Linked DNA regions of Homo sapiens: region 2 is linked to region 1. A link is an interaction called in ENCODE POLR2A ChIA-PET data of the cell type or tissue named here. Cell type or tissue: Caco-2. All regions are shown on one strand. Links, peaks and the distances in the headings refer to the core of each region. The heading gives the core; the rest is flanking DNA. Region 1 overlaps FGD6 (FYVE, RhoGEF and PH domain containing 6). Region 2 has its middle 60 kb from the start of LINC02452.

Region 1 (5,380 bases), core at 255-5,254:
CCAGCAAGGACAACATAGTGACACCTGAAAAATACAAAAAAAAAAAAAAAAAAAGCCAGGCATGGTGGCATGTGCCTGTAGTTCCTAATCACTTGAGAGACTGAGGTAGGAGGATCACATGAGCCCAGGAGTTCAAGGCTGCAGGGGACTATGATAAATAAGAATAGCCCCAGTTGGCCAGGTGCGGTGGCTCACACCTGTAATCCCAGCACTTTGGGAGGCTGAGACAGGTGGATCACTTGAGGCCAGGAGTTCAAGACCAACCTGGCCAACATGGTGTAACCCTGTCTCTACTGAAAATACAAAAACTAGCTGGGCGCCGACAGTGGTGCATACCTGTAGTCCCAGCTACTTGGGAGGCTGAAGCATGAGAGTCACTTAAACCTGAGAGGCGGAGGCTGCAGTAAGTCAAGATTGCGCCACTGTACTCTCCAGCCTGGGTGACAGAGTGAGATTCTGTCTAAAAATTGAATGAATAAATAAATAAATAGCCCCAGCCTTCAAGAAGTGAACAATGGAAACGAACTGAACATACAAATAACTACATATAAGCACAACTATGAAAAGTGCTGCCACCTTGAAGAAGAGAAAGACCATAATCAGGCAGAGGTGTGTCAATCAGGAAAGGCTTCACAAAGAATAAAGCATTTGATGACTCCAAATCACCGTTTAAACACAATCCATCAGCTACTCCTATACTAGCTACTGTAGATACCAACTCATTAATGCCAGAAACCTGGACTCTTCTTTTTTGTCCCCATAGTCACCTTTTATTATTACAACTGAGTCAAGTCCTATCAATGTGTCCCGAAGATTTAAAGCTTAAATGATCCTTTCCTCTCCTTTGATGTTGCCTCCTTACCTCTTGCCCTCACTATTACAGCAACCTAAAAGGTTTCCTTGGCTCTGTGTTTACCCCACTGCAACCCCTTCTGTACACTGCCACTAGAATATTTCTAAAATGCAAATATAACCAGGTTAGTTCTCAGGCTAAATGTTAGCAGCTCCCTATCACAGATGGATAACAAAGATTCAAGTTTCTTTCGCCAAGGGTATTAGGCATTTCTCAACATGTCCACTCACCTTCACCAGGCTTCTCCCTCCTCCTCCACACTGTGTACTCTCTAACCCACCACGCTGCAACTCCAGCCATGCTCTCCCCTTCTGTGTCTGTCCCTTTGCGCATATACCTTTCCTTTTGCCTTGACTTGCTTCCCCAGCACTTCTCCTTCTCCCTGAAGATTTCTGCCTTTCATATTCCAAACGTCCTTTAAGACAACACTCCAACTTTTTTTTTATGATGGCTCCCTTGACATTCTTTCCCTCCTACTATCAAAGGACAAGATAATTTTCTTATTCATGTAATATTTATAGGACTTAACCCAGTAGACTGTGTTTACTTGCTGAAATGTCTGAATTCCCTCTAGTCTCCGATCTAATTCACCCTGTATCCTTCTGCACATAGCACGCTGCTTGGTCCACTGTGCAATTAATATTTACGAATAAGCAAATGTGTATAAGGATGGCTGCCACCTTCTCAGAATCTGAGACAGAGCATATTGCTTTTGAAGATGTGTTGCATAACACAAAAATGCAAACTCGAATGAACTAAAAGCTTTAATCACATAAAAGAGTAGGAGGTTGGACTAAATGATTAAGGTCTTTTCCAATTCTAAGGTTCTAGGAGTCTATATATTCCATTGTCCATTTTACCTTCTAAACCAGGAAAGCTACAGAGCTAAATAAAGAGGTATAAAAATTATTAGAAATAAGTCAATGGATTATAATCATCTTCAAAGTGGACAGAAAGTCAAATATAAATTAAAAAAAAATTAAAAGCTCTATATTATCTCCAACTTGTAAGAACAATGACTGATTGTGACCCAAGTCAAACAGCGATGGAAAAACACACACCCCATGGCATCTCAACTTTTCAGCTAATGAAAATCCTCACTTAAATTACATTGCATTTCAAAGCAGTTCCCTGTTAAATAACAGCGTCTCCCAAAAGTACACTGTTGTGGAAGTTGAAACATGAGCCACAAATGAAATAACTTTGTCAAGGTCATAAAATAAGTCAAACAAATTCCAAAACAGAACCTTTGATCTGAAATCTAGTTTTATGTTCCAATCTCTTGACGCTAGCCCAGCTTTGTAAATTCTTTTTTTTTTTTTCCTTCCTTTTTTTTTTTTTGAGACGGAGTCTCGCTCTGTCACCCAGGCTGGAGTGCAGTGGCACGATCTCGGCTCACGGCAAGCTCCGCCTCCCTGGTTCACGCCATTCTCCTGCCTCAGCAGCTTTGTAAATTCTTAATTGTGTTCTTATCATATGTGTTCACTACAAGTGACATTCAGTGAAATTTATCCATTCCTTTTTTTTTTGAGACAGAGTCTTGCTCTATCACCCAGGCTGGACTGCAGTGGCGGGAATCTCAGCTCACTGCAACCTCCACCTCCCGGGTTCAAGCAATTCTCCTGCTTCAGTCTCCCGAGCAGCTGGGACTACAGGTACACACTGCTGTGCCTAGCTAATTTTTGTATTTTTAGTAGAGATGGAGTTTCACCATGTTGGCCAGGCTGGTCTCGAACTTCTGACCTCAAGTGATCCACCCACCTGGACCTCCCATAGTGCTGGGATTACAGGCAGGAGGCACCATGCCCAGCCTATCCATTACTTTTTAATAGAATTATTAAAAGGCCTCTTCTATCCTACTCTAGAGTTCTAATAAAAAACAAAAAATGTTAACATCCAGACTGCCTGAGAAACATCTCTTTATCATTAAGTTATTTCAAAAATGAGGTGACATCATGATTAATCTCTAAACAATGCTCTCTTAGGTTTTCGCCCTTTCTTTATGAAAGTATGTATCATATGAGCTACTTTACAAAGATTTTTTAAAAAAACAAGGAAATCAATATATAAGAAAGATGAAGACGATGAATATTCTAACCACAAACAAGTAGAATAAATACATCTTACTTTTTAAACAAGCATTTAAGCCCTGAAAGGAAAGACCAAAAACTATAAAAATAAAAATTTAGAAAAGGGAACAGGACAGATCAGCATGGCTAGGTATTTCACCTCAACATGTTTCATTGACATCATTCAGCTTCCATGGCTGTACCAAGTTGTTAGTAGAGACAGATTGGGTTAAAAACCCCAACTTGGGGTTCCAAGGCAAGTTACTTAACTTGTATAAGACTCCTTTTCTTCATGCAACATGAAGAAAAACAGTACCTATGTCAGATGTGTATCAATTTTCTTTTTTTCTTTTTTTTTTTTTTGAGACAGTGTTTCACTCTTGTAGCCCAGGCTGGAGAGCAATGGTGCGATCTCGGCTCACTGCAACCTCCGCCTCCTGGGTTCAAGGGATTCTACTACCTCAGCCTCCTGAGTAGCTGGGATTACAGGCATGCACCACCACGCCTGGCTAATTTTTTTTATTTTTAGTAGAGACAGGTTGGTTTCTCCATGGTGGTCAGGCTGGTCTCGAACTCCCGACCTCAGGTGATCCGCCAGCCTCAGCCTCCCAAAGTGCTAAGATTACAGGCATGAGCCACCGCGCCCGGCCAATTTTGTTTTTTCCTAAGTGAGATGAGGCCTCCCTGTTGCCCAGGCTGGAATGCTGTGGCATGACCTCCACTCACTGCAACCTCCATTTCCTAGGTTCAAGTGATCCTTCCACTTTAGCCTCCTGAGTAGCTGGGACTACAGGCATGAACCACCATACCTGGCTAATTTTTTGTGTCTGTTTTTTTTTTGTAGGCATGGGGTTTTGCCATGTTGTCCAGATTGGTCTCGAACTCCTGGGCTCAAGAGATCTGTCCACCTCAGCCTCCCAAAGTCCTGAGATTACAGGTGTGAGCCACCATGCCTGGCTTGTTTTTTCTTTTTCTGTTTTTTTTTTTTTTTTCAATAGGGTCTTGCTCTGTTGCTCAGGCTGGAGTGCAGACTGGAGTGCAGTGGCCTGAATATAGCTCACTGTAGCTTCAACTTCCCAGGGGCTTGCCCCACCACACCTGGCTAATCTTGTTTATTTTTTGTAGAGACAAGGTCTCACTATGTTGCCCAGCCTGGTCTCAAGCTATCCTCCTTCCTTGGCCTCCCAAAGTGCTAGGATTATAGGCATGAGCCACCATACCCAGCCTGATATCACCGACTTTTCCTGAGTTGCTAGAAAGCCAAATTTGTGGCCCATCCTCAGCTAATGAATAGGACTACATGATATACATTACTCTGTACAAATCTTCCATTAGCACTATTGTTTTTCCTTCAGCAAGGTTTATTTTATAACAGCTTTGTTGAGATATAATTCATATACTACAAAATAGGTTTTTACCCTTTTAAAGCATACAATTCAGGCCAGGTGCAGTGGCCCATGCCTATAATCCCAACACTTTGGGAGGCCAAGGCAGGAGGATTGCTTGAAGCCAGGAGTTGGATGCCAGCCTGGGCAACATGGCAAGACCATGTCTTTAAAAAAAAAAATTAGCCGGGCATGGTTGTGTATACCTGTAATCCTAGCTACTAAGGAGGAAGGGACGAGAGATCACTTGAGTCAAGGAGGTTGAAGCTGCAGTGAGCCATGATCTCACTACTGCACTCCAGCCTGGGTGACAGAGCGAGACCCCATCTCAAAAAAAATAAATAAATAAATAAAAAGAAACTCCATGCCCATTATCAGTCATTCCTCATTCCTATTTTATGGCTGAATAGTATTCCATTGTAGGAATATAAAGCATTTAGTTTATCCACTCATCATTTGATTAGTATTTGGGTTCTTTCTACTTTTTTTTTTTTTTTTTTTTGAGTCAGAGTCTCACTCTGTTGGCCAGGATGGAGTACAGTGGCATGACCTTGGCTTGCTGCAACCTCTACCTCCCGGGTTCAAGCAATTCTCCTGCCTCAGCCTCCCAAGTAGCTGGAATTACAGATGTGCACCACCACACCTGGCTAATTTATGTACTTTTAGTAGAGACGGGATTTCACCATGTTGGTCAAGCTGCTCCCGAACTCCTGACCTAGTGATCTGCCCACCTTGGCCTCGCAAAGTGCTGGGATTACAGGCATGAGCCACTGCACCTGGCCCTTTCTACTTTTTTGACTATTATGAATAATGCTGTTATGAACATTCCTCTACAAGTTTTTGTGTGGACATATGCTTTCATATCTCTTGGGTGGATACCTAAGAGTAGCATTGCTAGGTCATATGGTAACTCTACATTTAAACTTTTCAGAGCTGCCAGACTGTTTTCCAAAGTGGCTGCACCATTTTAGATCCTATAAGGACTCCCATTTCTCCACATCCTGACTAGCAGTTGTTACTGTACATCTTCTTGATTATGGCTACCCTAGTGGGTGTGCAGTGGTACCTCACTG
Region 2 (5,380 bases), core at 100-5,099, 950 kb after region 1:
GTCAAAACAGACCACTCGGCTCTCTGTAAAATGGACCAATCAGCAGGATGTGGGTGGGGCCAGATAAGAGAATAAAAGCAGGCTGCCGGAGCCAGCAGTGGCAACTCGGTAGGGTCCCCTTCCACGCTGTGGAAGCTTCGTTCTTTTTCTCTTTGCAATAAATTTTGTTGCTGCTCACTGTTTGGGTCCACACTGTCTTTATGAGCTGTAACACTCATTGCGAAGGTCTGCAGGTTCACTCCTGAAGCCAGCGAGACCACGAACCCACCAGGAGGAACAAACAACTCCAGACCAGCCGCCTTAAGAGCTGTAACACTCACTGTGAAGGTCTGTAGCTTCACTCTTAAGCCAGCGAGACCACGAACCCACCAGAAGGAAAAAACTTTAAACACTTCCGAATATCAGAAGGAACAAACTCCGGACACGCCACCTTTAAGAACTGTAACACTCACCGCGAGGGTCCGCGGCTTCATCCTTGAAGTCAGTGAGACCAAGAATCCACCAATTCCGGACACAGCGTGATCTCGGCTCATTGCAAGCTCCGCCTCCCAGGTTCACGTCATTCTCCTGCCTCAGCCTCCCCAGCAGATGGGACTACAGGCGCATGCTGCCACGCCCGGCTAAATTTTTTTTTGTTTTTAGTAGAGATGGGGTTTCACCATGTTTGTCAGGATGGTCTGACCTCCTGACCTTGTGATCCGCCCGCCTCGGTCTCCCAAAGTGCCCGGATTACAGGCGTGAGCCACTGCGCCTGGCCTCTTTTTTTTTTTTCTTCGAGATGGAGTCTCACTCTGTCGCCCAGGCTGGCAGCGTGATGGCGCGATCTCGGCTCCCTGCAACCTCTGCCTCCTGGGTTCCAGTGATTCTCTTGCCTCAGCCTCCCGAGTAGCTGGGAATGCAGGTGCCCGCCATCATGCCTGGCTAATTTTTGTATTTTTAGTAGAGACAGGGTTTTACCATTTTGGCCAGGCTGGTCTCGAACTCCTGACCTCAGGTGATCTGCCCATCTCAGCCTCCCAAAGTGCTGGGATTACAGGCGTGGGCCACCACACCCAGCCACAGAGGCTACTTTCTGCCCACCTCTCCCAGGCTGGGCTCTCTAGCCTTGCACTTCTGCTCATGAAGACTAAGGGTTGCCAATGTCACAATGGCAGACACTGGCGGGTCCCAGTAGGTCTGCTTCTGCTTCATGGGGGTAGCCGTGGATAGCACAGTGGGCAGCCCTGGAAACAAAATCCCCTTTGACATCCAAAATGAAGCTTGCCTAGAGCAGTGTCCGGTCCATGGTAAGTTCTGTAGAGCTGTTAGCTGTTATCATCTACCCTGGCTTCAGCCCCTAGTTATGCTAAAGTGGGTGAGTGAATGAAGGAGGTGGGAATTGATGACAGTCTTTTGAAGGTTAAGCATTTGAACGAATTCTTAACCTTCAAGCAAGGCTGGATGGAGCACGTGTCTGTAAAGATTTAGGAATAGTGATGATCGAGGTGTCTTGCAGAGATGTAAGTGGAGCAGATGGAATAGGGTGAAGATTAAAGTAAGTAGTGGGAGCAGGTCTGTGGGAGTTAGATTGTTTAGAGCCTGGGATGCTAGGCTAAGGTTTTTTTTTTGTTTTTTTTTTAATTGCAGTGGCGTGATCTCAGCTCACTGCAACCTCCTCCTCTCGGGTTCAAACAATTCCCGTGCCTCAGCCTCCCCAGTAGCTGGGATTACAGGCGTGTACCACCTTGCCCAGCTAATTTTTGTATCTTTAATAGAGACGGGTTTCACCATGTTGACCAGGCTGGTCTCAAACTCCTGACTTCAAGTGAGCCGCCTGCCTTGGCCTACCAAAGTGCTGGGGTTACAGGCATGAGCTTACCACACCTGGCCCCGACAACTTGGATTTGAATGCAGACATCATTTTGCTATCATAGATTAAGACTTGGTATAGTTGAACTCTGACTTTGCATTTGGGTTCTGTGCCATTTCTTTCTCTCCTTCCCTCGATATCCCTCCCTCCCTTCCTTCCTTCCTTCTTCCTTCCTTCCTTCCTTTCCTCCCTCGTTCTATACCTCCCTCCCTCCTTTCCTTTTTTCTTCCCTCTCTCCCTTCCTCCCTTCCTTCCTTCTTTCCCTCTTTATATTTCCCTGTGCATTTTCCCAATTCTAACATTCTGTGCATTTTATCTTTCATGCTGTTGGCAACTAATTATCATTTCCTGAGAATCTTCACAGCAATTCGTGAGAAGGTTGAAAATGTGACAAGTTCTTCTCCTTTTTTTGTTTAAATGGGATTAGCCAGCTAACTGCACATTCTATGCAGAAGCAAAGTGTCTAATTTCTCACTTCTGAAGTTGTCATCTCCTGCCCTGGTCTACCAGACTTAATTTATACTGTAAGGGTTACCATGGGAGATTCCATATGAAGCTCTAACTTGGGTACCTGTGGGTCCCAGTGTTTCTAAGTCTAATAGTCAGACCAATGGTCCTCCATCAGAGTCAAATTTGCCCCTCGGGACATTTGGCAATGTCAGGAAACATTTCTGATTGTCAAACCTGAGGAGGGAGAAGTGCTACTGGTATCCAGTGGGTAGAGGCCAGAGATGCTGCTAAATATCTTACAATACAATGCACAGGACAGCCCCCCAACTAAGAATTATCCAGCCGAAAATGTCAGTAGTGCTGACACTGAGAAACCTTGGTCTAGACTGAGACCTCTGACCAAGAAAAGATGGTGAAGTGAACTGAGTATCTGCACAGATAGGATTGGAATGGGGTGGGATGATGGACCTGAGGAAGAGGTCTGCTGGAAGCAACTGGAAAGCATTTGGTATCAGAAGGAAAAACCAGAACCTTTATGAGCAAATGATTTGCCAATTTTTAATTAGCTCCCTTGTGCAGATATTGATATTTCAGTATATTGCCCCAGTGATACTTATCACCAGAAGTCATGGCTTCTCCAGTTTCTAATGAAACCTGATGTGTTCATTGGTTCTGAAAGCCTACAGCTGTGTTTGGCTTTGCAGCCCTAACTGATAATAGCGTTTGAAGTCCCTTGTCGTTCTGACTTTCAGGAAATACAAGTAATATTGTTGGAAGGCAGCAGGCACCAGACATCCATTTGTGTGGGGGAAAATGTATCACAAAAGCGTTTCCTGGTCCAGAAAGTAAACCATTGAACTTGATCCGACTGGTAAGTGAGTGATCAATTATTAACTAAGTTTGGAGAAGTGGGAATTCCCTCTAATCCCTGTGGTTTGCTGGATTAAATAATGTTGCACACAGATCTAATCGTTTTGGCTCTACAGTGAGCTCTGCCAGCCAGGCTCCATCCTCAACCCTGTCCTCTCCTCTGTCCAAACTCACTCCGTACTGTTCTCATCCAGTCCTAAGGCTTCAGATAGTCTTCATATACCAACGGCCCTTCAGGCTAATGGATAATCCCATTACATTTCCGTGATCCTATTACTCTCCCACTTTCCCAAAGGACGATCTCATGCTTTCCCTTTCCTCAAACCATCAATACATCCTTCCCCAATGTGCTGCACTAAGAACCTCACTTCCTATTTTCTGGAGAAAACAGGAGCAATCAGAAAAAACTTGCACCTGCTTCCAGCACATCTAGCAGTTCCTGTGTCCTTCTATGCTACTTTCCCTCCAGTGACCATGGTCCAGCGGTTCCTGTGCCTTTCCAAGGTCAGTTCCTTCACTTGGAGAGTAGATTCCAACTCTTCTACCTACCCAGGAATGTCACTTGCCTCTTTTCTCCTGAATTCATCCTTTCCCACCCTATCAACTTATTTACAATAAATTCCGTTAAAAAAAGTCTTCCTTGGGGCCAGGCGCAGTGGCTCACGCCTGTAATCCCAGCACTTTGGGAGGAAGGCTGGTGGATCACTCAAGATCAGGAGTTCGAAACCAGCCTGGCTAACATAGTGAAACCCCATCTCTACTAGAAATACAAAAAATTAGCCTGGTGTGGTGGCAGGTGCCTGTAATCCCAGCTACTTGGGAGGCTGAGGCAGGAGAATTGCTGGAACCTGGAAGGTGGAGGTTGTAGTGAGCTGAGTTCGCACCACTGCACTCCAGTCTGGGTGACAGAGCAAGACTCTGTCTCAAAACAAACAAACAAAAAACTTACTTGACCCCACATCTCCCTTCAGCTATTGTCCCACTTTCCTGCTCCTCTAATGGCAAAAAGACTTGCCTCCTTATCCTCTCCTGTTCTTCTCTCATGTATCCTTTTTATTTACACCTTCATTTCATCAAACCATCAACACCAGCTCTTGTCAAGGTCACTATGACCTTCACTTGGCCAAATGCAGTGGTTAATTTTCAGCTCTTATCAGACATTCAGCAGCACCAACTCCATTGCTCACTCCCCTCAACACTCCTTCCCAGGGAGGACAGGGAATTTCCGTAATAGCTAAATGTCTTCAACCCAGGGAAGATTTAGAATTAAATATAAAGGTGATGGAGTATGTCAAATCTGTAGGGTTAAGTCTTTTAAAAATATACATAAATTTTGAAAATAATCCATATGTTTGATATTTTAAGCACTTAAATGTTTAAATGAATTTGGCATATTGAACAACTTGATATACTGAGGGTTCTTTTTTTGTTTTTTTGTTTTTTGAGACGGAGTCTCACTCTGTCACCCAGGCTGGAATGCAGTGGCATGATCTTGGCTCACTGCAAGCTCCACCTCCTGGGTTCATGCCATTCTCCCGCCTCAGCCTCCCAAGTAGCTGGGACTACAGGCGCCTGCCACCATGCCTGGCTAATTTTTTGTGTGTGTGTTTTTAGTAGAGACGGGGTTTCACTGTGTTAGCCAGGATGGTCTCGATCTCCTGACCTTGTGATCCACCCGCCTCGGCCTCCCAAAGTGCTGGGATTACAGGCATGAGCCACTGTGCCCGGTCAAGAAATTTTTGTAAGAGAATTACAAAAGAATCTGTAGGCCAAGTGGGGTGGCTCATGCCTATAAACCCAACACTTTGGGAGGCCAAGCTGGGAGGATTGCCTGAGGCCAGGAGTTGGAGACCAGCCTGAGCAACATAGCAAGACCCTGTCTCTATAAAAAATATTAAACAGCAGAAATACACACACAAAAATAAAAATAAAAAGTAAGTTTTGGAATATATAAAATAATTTGAACCTTTTATGCTATATTTATAAGTATAATATTAGTTTTACGAAAATGACTAAGGAGTCAGGGTTTTTTCTTTTTAGTTAATTTGTAGTCAGCTTCTTAATGTAAAAGGTAAGCACGCAAACCTGGAATCTGGGGCACAGTCTGTTTTATTGGAGGATTTGCTTAAGGGTTGGTTCCACTCAGACTTAGTTAATTAAACAACTTCAAGGGTTTTTAACTGTGTTTATAAATTTAATATATTTTATTTG

Evidence for each region. Peaks named below come from ENCODE experiments on the same cell type or tissue, not always from the same donor. Only the 100,000 strongest peaks of a DNase experiment are listed, where the experiment ranks them.
Region 2: POLR2A ChIA-PET joins it to region 1 with 5 read pairs; 1 of 35 experiments calls an interaction of 5 or more read pairs at or near these places.

The regions. Positions count from the first base shown.
Region 1 is chr12:95,162,066-95,167,445 of GRCh38, forward strand. All of the region lies in intron 3 of FGD6 (FYVE, RhoGEF and PH domain containing 6), which reads right to left. Among named protein-coding and RNA genes, the nearest start is that of FGD6, 53 kb to the right of the region's middle. In Caco-2, for the core only: no CTCF peak of the experiment used is centred there; a DNase peak (open chromatin) is centred at 2,286; H3K4me3 peaks cover 414 bases.
Region 2 is chr12:96,109,813-96,115,192 of GRCh38, forward strand. No RefSeq gene overlaps it. Among named protein-coding and RNA genes, the nearest start is that of LINC02452, 60 kb to the right of the region's middle. In Caco-2, for the core only: no CTCF peak of the experiment used is centred there; a DNase peak (open chromatin) is centred at 3,049.